Regions from separate parts of the Homo sapiens genome. Here all the other regions are linked to region 2. Evidence: chromatin contacts called from ENCODE Hi-C or POLR2A ChIA-PET data. All regions are on one chromosome and are shown on one strand. Each heading gives the region's core, a stretch centred on a gene start or an enhancer-like site at or near the end of the contact. The rest is flanking DNA. Distances are from core to core; before and after follow the strand shown. Region 1 overlaps GNA14 (G protein subunit alpha 14). Region 2 overlaps GNAQ (G protein subunit alpha q). Region 3 overlaps GNA14 (G protein subunit alpha 14).

Evidence for each region. A loop is a pair of places that touch in the nucleus more often than their neighbours do. ChIA-PET counts read pairs that join two places held with the same protein, here RNA polymerase II (POLR2A). Pooled maps may share reads with other maps.
Region 1: a pooled map shows a loop between it and region 2 (5-fold over the local background). The contact joins two enhancer-like sites. A Hi-C loop is called at or near these places in 6 of 50 pooled maps. POLR2A ChIA-PET finds 5 or more read pairs at or near these places in 2 of 52 experiments (activated CD8-positive, alpha-beta memory T cell and activated T-cell).
Region 3: a loop to region 2 is called in a map of prostate gland, with 2.7 times the contacts of the local background. The contact joins two enhancer-like sites. A Hi-C loop is called at or near these places in 2 of 168 maps with a recorded cell type or tissue (heart left ventricle and prostate gland) and 3 of 50 pooled maps. POLR2A ChIA-PET finds 5 or more read pairs at or near these places in 1 of 52 experiments (activated CD8-positive, alpha-beta memory T cell).

Annotation. Positions count from the first base shown.
Region 1 is chr9:77,474,774-77,478,029 of GRCh38, reverse strand. All of the region lies in intron 2 of GNA14 (G protein subunit alpha 14), which reads left to right. The region is part of intron 2 of GNA14-AS1 (GNA14 antisense RNA 1); the gene reads right to left. Among named protein-coding and RNA genes, the nearest start is that of GNA14-AS1, 29 kb to the right of the region's middle. Within about 2 kb of position 1,674, at least 4 of the 41 ENCODE cell types and tissues checked have a DNase peak (open chromatin) inside an H3K27ac peak, as active enhancers do.
Region 2 is chr9:77,819,066-77,821,919 of GRCh38, reverse strand. The region is part of intron 2 of GNAQ (G protein subunit alpha q); the gene reads left to right. Among named protein-coding and RNA genes, the nearest start is that of GNA14, 170 kb to the right of the region's middle. Within about 2 kb of position 1,444, at least 4 of the 41 ENCODE cell types and tissues checked have a DNase peak (open chromatin) inside an H3K27ac peak, as active enhancers do.
Region 3 is chr9:77,438,932-77,441,772 of GRCh38, reverse strand. All of the region lies in intron 2 of GNA14 (G protein subunit alpha 14), which reads left to right. Among named protein-coding and RNA genes, the nearest start is that of GNA14-AS1, 7.3 kb to the left of the region's middle. Within about 2 kb of position 1,477, at least 4 of the 41 ENCODE cell types and tissues checked have a DNase peak (open chromatin) inside an H3K27ac peak, as active enhancers do.

The sequences.
Region 1 (3,256 bases), core at 425-2,924, 340 kb after region 2:
ACACCTTTAAAAAGGTCTCTCATTCTGTTTTCTGTGTTCTTGCTTTCTAAACTCCCATCAGATCGCTATTACACTGCCTGGATAGTTCTTTAATTTTCTTATTATTTTATTTCAATTTCTGCATTTTTCTCTTTTTATTCTGTTGAAGGAATTTCTTCAATTTTCCTCACCTGTCTTTTGAACTTTTAAAATGTTCTCTTTGTTCTCCAATTCTTCCTTTTTTATGGGACTCTGTTCTTGTTTCCAAGATTTTTCTCTGATTCTTGGAGATAATAATTATAAGTTTTATAACATTCTTCTTCTGTTTTCTACAGTGTCACTGCTTCCCTCAAATAGCTTCATTTTCTTCGTATCTTCCTTTCTGTTTTATTTTGGAGAATGTCTTTAACTGCCTGCTAACTTTGACTGTTCCTTCTTTCTTAGAAGCAAGGCACTATAAAAGAGGATAGGAAGTTCTGTGCTATGGGTGGGTGATTAGATGGTGGCCTATTATGAGACTTCAAATGCCTGTAATTATTAGTTAGGCTTTTTCTCCTGAGCAGGTCTGTTTTTGAGGAATGTTCTGATTTCAACTCTGGCTGCCATATTCTCAGCAGGGGAATGGGGCTGGAGGGCTCAGGATTCAGTACATGGACTTTTACTTAACATATCTGTTTTCTTTCTTTTTTTCCTTTTCTTTTTCTGAGACATGATCTTGCTGTGTCACCCAGGCTGGAATGCAGTTGCAGGATCTCAGTTCACTGCAACCTCTGCCTTCTGGGCTCAAGCAATCCTCCCACCACAGCCTCCTGAGTACTGGTGCACGCCAGCACACCCGGCTAATTTTTGTATTTTTAGTAGAGACAGGGTTTCGCCATGTTGCCTCGGCTCGTCTCGAGCTCCTGGCCTCAAGCAATCCACCTGCCTCAGCCTCCGAAAGTGCTGGGATTACACGTGAGAGCTACCGTGCCTGGCCCATACCTGGTTTCAAAATGCACCTTCCTCCTTAAACTATACTTGGTGCCTGTATGTCTTCTGGCTGAGGGAGCAAATTACAGAATCCTGACAAGGTGGAATGATTGTGAAGGGTGGAAACTCAGCTGTTACTCATGCAGTCTTTCCCTGAGCCAACCCCACTGCCTTGAGGAACACCACCACCTTTCTAAATGGTGGGCCTTTAACCCAGAAGGAGCCTTGAAATGTTCCCAGGTATGAACCCACTGACTTCTTTTGGGTTTCTCCCCAAGAGATACAAGGTTTCAGCTTTCTCTCCTGTTAAGTGCTATGTACTCACTCATCTGCATCTCTTTTCCATTTTCTCAAATTTTCTTGTTACTCCTCCACAATAGTTCCAATTCATTTTATCCTTTTCAGTTTATAGGACTTGCCTTTAAACAAACAAACTACTATCCTATCATTTTATTAAGCCTTCAGGAGAGAGCATATGTGTTGAAGTCACCAGTTGTAAGAGGCAGTATGGCCCTTATTCTTTTCACACTGCCTCCCTGACACAGATAATCTTCAATTATACAGCAAATGTTTCTATATGTGGACCCTCTACACTCCTGTGTGGGAGCTTTACGATTCTGTGTGTGAACTGGTATTCTGATTTTGTTCATTCAGAAGACAACAATGAGCCAGCTGCTCTGCTGTGCTCTGTGGCCTCCCCAGAGATGAAGATGTCATTTCCTGCTCTCAGGGCGCCTCCCCCTCATTACCTAGAGATGGCGATGCTGGGTTTTCAGTACTCTGATATTCTGTGCTATTTTAACGTACCAAGAGAGGCAATCTTGTTGGTGTGATTTTGTCATTTCAGTATTTTAGAAAATCTAAAATCTGAATCATTTCCCCAGGAAGTTGGGTGCTACTTTAAGGACTAGATTCTTTCATTTCTAAAGCATTCTGACCACATCCCTCCCCTGTTTAAACCCATCTAAGCTAAGTTATTGTTGTTGTTTGAATTCCAATTTCCCAAATTACTTATAATGCAGAGCATCTCTTTTTGCATTTCTTAGTCACATGTATTTCTGCCAAGCCAATTTAGTCATCAGAAGTCTAAGCTCAAGGGCACACTTAGGCCTGCTCCTGCTGTGTCCTACCTACTGAGGTGACAATTTTAGGGGGCTAAGGGGATATGCCCACCATGCCTGCATCCCTCTATCTTTGGGTACCCCAGAACCCCAACACCCCAACCCACAGCATCGAGCAGCTTCTAGAGCCCACGTAGGTCTCCTTTCCAGATATGTCTGTTGAACAAGGGCAGCATATGCTCTCCTAGGTGCACGGGGTTTGTGCAGAGACCCAAGAATGCATGTCCGGTCCCCTTAAATTTTGTGCCCTAGATGATTGCTTATCTCAACCTGATCTTTCCCTGGGAGGATGCTCTAGAAAGAACGAAGAGGAGTGGTGAGATTTAGAGGAGAGGGGAGCAAGGAGGGAAGGAAGGGTCCATGCTCAGTTCTCAGACCCTCCTCTGGAGCCAGACCACTTACTGCCTTCACAGCCAGATTCCCCCAGCTCTCTCTACTGTTTTACCGAAGGACCAGAGCCATTCTCCTAGGGCCTAAGCCCCACATTCATCCCCAGGATACATTTTAGGTAATGTACAATAACTACTCAAGGACAGGTGTTGTCATTTTGCTTTAATGTCACAAGCCCTGTCATCCAACTAAGCCTTTTCAAGTTCTGATCCTAGTGACCATGTTTTCTTAACCATAGCAACTATTTCTGCTTGTCATTATATACCCACAGCCTGACTGTGGGCGTAGGTGATTACCAGTTGAACAAATTCCCTTGTATAGCCACACTGGAGAAGAGGGTTTATATCAATAGTTTGTCTTCCATGTCAGACCTGTTCTCATTGTGGCATTCCATTATTATGTGAATTTCCATCACTGAGTGACGGAAGCAATATAGATGAGTTGTCTCTTCATTGCCTCTGGGCTTGTTTCAACACAAACAGCTGCCAGCCAACTTGGGTGTGGATCACAAAATTTTATGTCCCCCATAAAAGAAACACTGGACCCATTAAGCCATCATGCTCCTATTTCCATGACCTCCCAGTCCTAGGTGACAACTAATCCGGTTTATGTCTCTATGAATTTGACCATTCTGGACATTTCATATAAATGGAATCATGTAATATGTGGCCATTCGTGACTGGATTTTTTCACTTAGCATAATGTTCTTAAGGCTTATCTACTTTGTAACCTGTATCAGTAATTCATTTACTTTTAATTGCCAAATCATATTTCAATGTGATCCAACAGTCATGTTT
Region 2 (2,854 bases), core at 195-2,694:
TGAAAGTAGTCATACAGACCATACCCTAATTGTTTTGAATTTTAATGAATATGCATATCTTTAATCTCTCTTTTCAATTTTTTTAAATCAACTGTGACTTTGTATAAACTCTCTGAAGATAAACTAGTTTTTTTGGTGGTATTAATAATGCATACATACATACACACACACACACACACACACACACACACACACCCATACTAGGATAGTACAACATCATAATTATGAAGATAATAGTAGAACTTCAGAGAGTGCAAAATTTTAAATTGTACCCCAAGATTTTATAGACCTGAAGGCAGTGTTCTTTGTAATGGAATTATGTAATTATATCAATCAACATACTCTGGAAGTGTTTGATGTAGGTTTTGCCATGCTGCATCAAGCATCTGACCTACAATGTCATTGATACTGATAATTATGACATTACAGACAAACATGAAAAAGGAAAATGTTAAGCAAAGAACCAAATAGAAGAATATTTACATGGAAAATGGTAGTGGTAGGGCCAAGAAAGAGATTGAGTTCTCTGAAAAGAAAAAAAAATATATTTTAAACAATAAAGGAGGGGTATTTCCTTTACCCAAGAAGGAATCCCCATTCTATGTTAGAATGAGCAAATAAAGCCTATAGGCCAGCAAAACCAAGAGGAGAATTGTAGTTCCAGCAAATGTTTTTTGGGAAAGACAGTATAACTATAGTCATTGATTATCTTGGTGACCATAATGGAGATTAAAAATAAAAATCTAATGATAGAAGAACAAACTTAATAATGAGTTAATAAATCAGTTTGTGAAGTCTTAATGAAAGGATATGTGGCAGTTTAATAAACTTTCTTCTCTAACATTGTAATCTAGAACATTGTATTTAACATACATTCTCTATTTTTCCTTTTCATCATTGTCTTGTGTATTGTCTAACACATGAGCGATAAATATTTGTTGAAATAATTATTAATGGTACTTTTGAGATACCACAAGATTTCATAGTAATTATAATATTTTGTACTAGGCATTTTAGAAACATCTCTTTTACTTTTCCTAACAGCCCTACAACAAATTGTTCCATCTTATAGATGAAGAAACTGAGGTTCAGGAAGGTTGAGTGACTTGTCTAAAGACACAGGGCTGGTACATGACAGAGTTATTATTGATACCTGATTTGGTCTCAGGCTGTTCAAGTTCTTCCTCTTTGCTACTGTGGTTCCCAGAATTACTAATTTGAGATTCAGTAGTCTCCATCTAATGCCAAGTTTAAGAAGGACATGGAAGCTTAGTAAAGGAGAATCAGTAGATCCTTACCACTTAAAGACTCCACACAGAAGATCTTTCGTTTTCATGAGGGGCTTCAAAAGGCTGTGTCATGTAGTAATTTCTAATTTTGCTGAGCCACATGTTGAATCATAAGTGTGGAGAGGCTGTTTTATGGGAGTGAATCACTCACAATGAGAACCCAGCCAGCAGCAGTTCAGTATGACTTTGCTGTTCTTTGTCATTTATGCAGTAATGCTCAGAAAAAGATAAAACAACAACTGTCACTCTGCATATAATGCACCTGAAAGGTCAGGGTTCAGGTTCTAATGAAGTCAGAAAACGTGAAACAGTCTGATAAATACAGTTCACGTCCAAGTTTTCTGCAGGAGATTTTATGCTAAGCAGTATTTGCAAATTTGAGAACTCAGAGATCTATTATCCAGTCAGGGCCTCCAGACTGTAATTTCACATTTGAGCAAATTTAGGCTTCAGTGACTTTCCCAATGTCACAAGAATCTAGTAGGTATTTGTACCATGGTTTATATTTTTTGTACTATTTTTCCTTTTTTTTTTTTTTTTTTTGCATTTTAAATAACTAGTAGCCTTAAGTGTCTGGCTCTTCTTCGAGTATTTTATATGCATTCTGTAATTTATCCCTCTAAAATAAGTGCTATGATTACCTCCATTTAATGGATTATGAGAGGGAGGTAATTAGGAAGCAGAGGTTGAGGATGTTAAATAGCTTGTACAAGATGACAGTCAGCTAGTACTGGGTGGAAGTGGAATTACAACACCAGCAGTCTTGTCTCAGCATCCATCATTTCACTCTGTACTTCCTTTGAGCAGAAGAAAACAAAACCAAAAAGGCTGAGGGTTTTTTTTTTTTTTCCACAGTCCATTTAGGAGTTGGTGATTTTTTTCTTTAGAGTCAAGTGCCAAAAGGAAATAAGCACTTAGAAAAAAAGTAGGAAGATGTGTGCTGCAGTTCAGAATTGAGATGAAGTCTGATGCTGGCTTGCACTTTTTCTGATTTTGAGGTCTTCTGTGTGTGTTGGGCATCCCTTCAGACAGAGCAGGCCTAATAAGCTGGATATTTGTGTCTAAGAGCTTCCACAAATGTGGAAGTTACCATTTGGCTTTCTACTTCTGGGTAGGTGTGACATTCCAGTCTAAAGCCGCCTTCAGCTGTTAATGAGATTTTGAAAATCCTTCCAAAGTGACTATGAGGTCTTTTTCATTTCACCTAAAGGCTTGGCCTGCTGTGGGCTGGGTAAGACCCACTTTGGTAGGACCTCAGTTCCTCCTTCCCTTTGCAGAAGCAAACATGGAAACATCAACACATCGAAGATTTACCTGAATTTTATGACGACTGAATCTGAAAACAAGACATTACCACATTGGCACATCTTGCGGTTTCCATGTGGTCTTTCCCTAGAATTCTGCCAGAGTTCCTGAGAGTAGCTACTTAGTTCTCACAATGTTCCCTCTAAGCCTTGCCACCAGCTTGCTAAGAATTCTGAAAGCTAGCATTCATCATTATTTCCACCCAGTATATTTTAACTGTAACTTAAAATGAAATAGAATTATATTTTACATTTTGTTTA
Region 3 (2,841 bases), core at 228-2,727, 380 kb after region 2:
GTGATTTTACAGAAGTTGGAAATACTATGCTACAAAGAGTTCTCATATTTAATAATATATTTTATCTTAATCTCACTGATTTTTACAAAGCTTATAGATATCAAAGCTTATAGAGGGGTGCTTTTACAAAAGTTGGAAATACTATGCTACAAAGAGTTCTCATATTTAATAATATATTTTATCTTAATCTCACTTATTTTTACAAAGCTTGCACATCACAGTAGACACTTGAAATAGTAAGTTTTTATTATCTATAATAAGTGTATTAGTCCGTTCTCACATTGCTATAAAGACATACTGGAGACTGGGTAATTTATAAAGGAAAGAGGTTTAATTGACTCACAGGTCCACATGGCTGAGGAGGCCTCAGGAAACTTACAACCGTGGCAGAAGGGGAAGCAGGCACCTTCTTCACAGGCAGCAGCAGAAAGTGTGCGCATGTGAAGAGGGAACTGTCAAGCACTTAGGAAACCATCACATCTCATGAGAACTCACTCACTATCACGAGAACAGCATGGGAGAAACCGCCCCCATCATCCAATCACCTCCCACCAGGTCCCTCCCTTGACATGTGGGGATTACGGGAATTACAATTCAGGATGACATTTGGGTGGGGACACAGAGCCAAACCATATCAATACGTTAGCAAATATTAATTTTAACGAAAATATTAAGACAGGAGCAATTTGCTCAAGAGATCTATTGTATATCATGATGACTAAGTTAATAATAATATATAGTATATTTGAAAATTGCAGGCTGGGCGCGGTGGCTCACGCCTGTAGTCCCAGCACTTTGGGAAGCTGAGGTGGGCGGATCACTTGAGGTCAGGAGTTCAGGACCAGCCTGGCCAACATAGTGAAACCCCATCTCTACTAAAAATACAAAAATTAGCCGGGCATGGTGGTGGGCACCTGTAATCCCAGCTACTCAGGGGGACGAGGCAGGAGAATTGCTTGAACCCAGGAAGTGGAGGTTGCAGTGAACCGAGATTGCGCCACTGCACTCCAGCCTGGGGACAGAGCAAGACTGCATCTCAAAAAAAGAAAAAAGAAACAAAGGAAATTGCTAAGGGAGTAGATTTTAAGTGTTCTCACTACAAAACAATAAGCATGTGAGGTAATACAAATGTTAAACAGCTTGATTTAGCCACTCTACAATGTATACATATATCAAAACACCAAATTGTAAGCCATAAATATATACAATTTTGTCAATTAAAATATAAGTAAATAGAAATTAAAAATATAAAATTTAACCAAAATGCTTAATGATCTGACAAAGGAACAAGGACTCTAGCTTAATTGGGAAAGTCAGTCTTGAACAGAGAGCTCGGAGCCCTGCTGTCCTGGGGCATTCATAGGGCAGGAAGCACCCCCGTGGGGAGGATCTGGTGGAGACGGGGCTGCCCGCTGGGCTCTGGGTCCCAGCCAGAGGGCCTCACCACACTCGGCAGGGACTGTCACCGGCAGCCACGGATCCCTGCGTGAAACCGGCAGGGCGCCACTTCATCAGCAGCTCCTTTTACTGTTAGCCTGGGAATTTCTGAATGAAACACACATGGAGGACATCTGTTTTCCAGGTTTCCCTGTCAGAGCAGTGAATATGGTGATTTTGTTTGAGAAAGGAAAAAGAGAAAGCCAGATATGAGCTCACTTTTGAGAGCCTGGTCATGTTTCTGTATCACTGAGTTTGCTCCTATAATATTTACTCCTTTGAGAGTGATATTTTTTTCAATTAAATGAATGTGTTAGGCAATTTCAACTCATGATGTTTCTCTAGCCTAGGACTCTCCGTGAACCACAGACAGACCCATTTTATCCATCTGCCTTTTAGACATCTCCACTTAGATGCTGGCCACCTCAGACTCAGCACATGCCCCACCCAAGTCACATCTCCCCTAACCCTTGTCCTCTTCCGACTCTTTGTCCTCTCTTTCCCTGAGATGAAGCAAGCCTTAAATGCTTTCCCCACAGCGCATGAGGGTCCCTTGTGCTCAGAGTGCAGGTGCCATAGAGGTTGTTTGAACAGGCCCATCAAAGTACCCAGACACCTGTGGATGAGCTGCTTGCCAAACCAGAGAGAACTATGCACAAAACTCCACTCTTTTGGGTCATCATCATTATTATTATTTTTGAAACAGTATCTCACTCTTTCACTCAGGCCGAAGTGCGGTGGCACGATCTTGGCTCGCTGCAGCCTTGACCTCCCAGGCTCAAGCAATCCTCCCACCTCAGCCTCCTGAGTAGCTGGAACTACAGGCACAACTACCATGCCCAGATAATTTTTGTATTTTTTGTAGAGATGGGGTCTCACCATGTTGCCCAGCTGGACTTGAATTCCTAGGCTCAAGCGATCCTCCCACCTTGGCCTCCCAAAGTGGTGGGAAAACAGGCGTGAGCCACTGCACCCAGCCAACTCCACTCTTGTAATACACAGACATTGTTAAGGATCTACAGAAAGTCATTCATTTCATATTCCATAGTCCAATTAAAAACTGTATTTAAATAAAGGTAACAGGGTACTCCCTTCCTCATTCCTCCCTGTCCTTCCTAATACTTGTCCCTGGAACGTTCTCTGGGGCCTCAGCTGCCACTCTCTCCACCAGCCATCCTCATAATGTCTTGACTAAAGAACAGACCCTTGCTGGGCCATTCTCATTCAGAGGGACAAAAATGACTTCTCTGACCAAGAACTTTTCCAGATAAATGGAGACTAAAGGAATATAATCACTATATGCAACAGGTGATCCTACATTGGGCTCCAGACCAGATAAAGGACATTCCTGGAACAACTGGCAAACTTTGGATGAGGCCTGAAGATGAGTAATTTTTAATAATG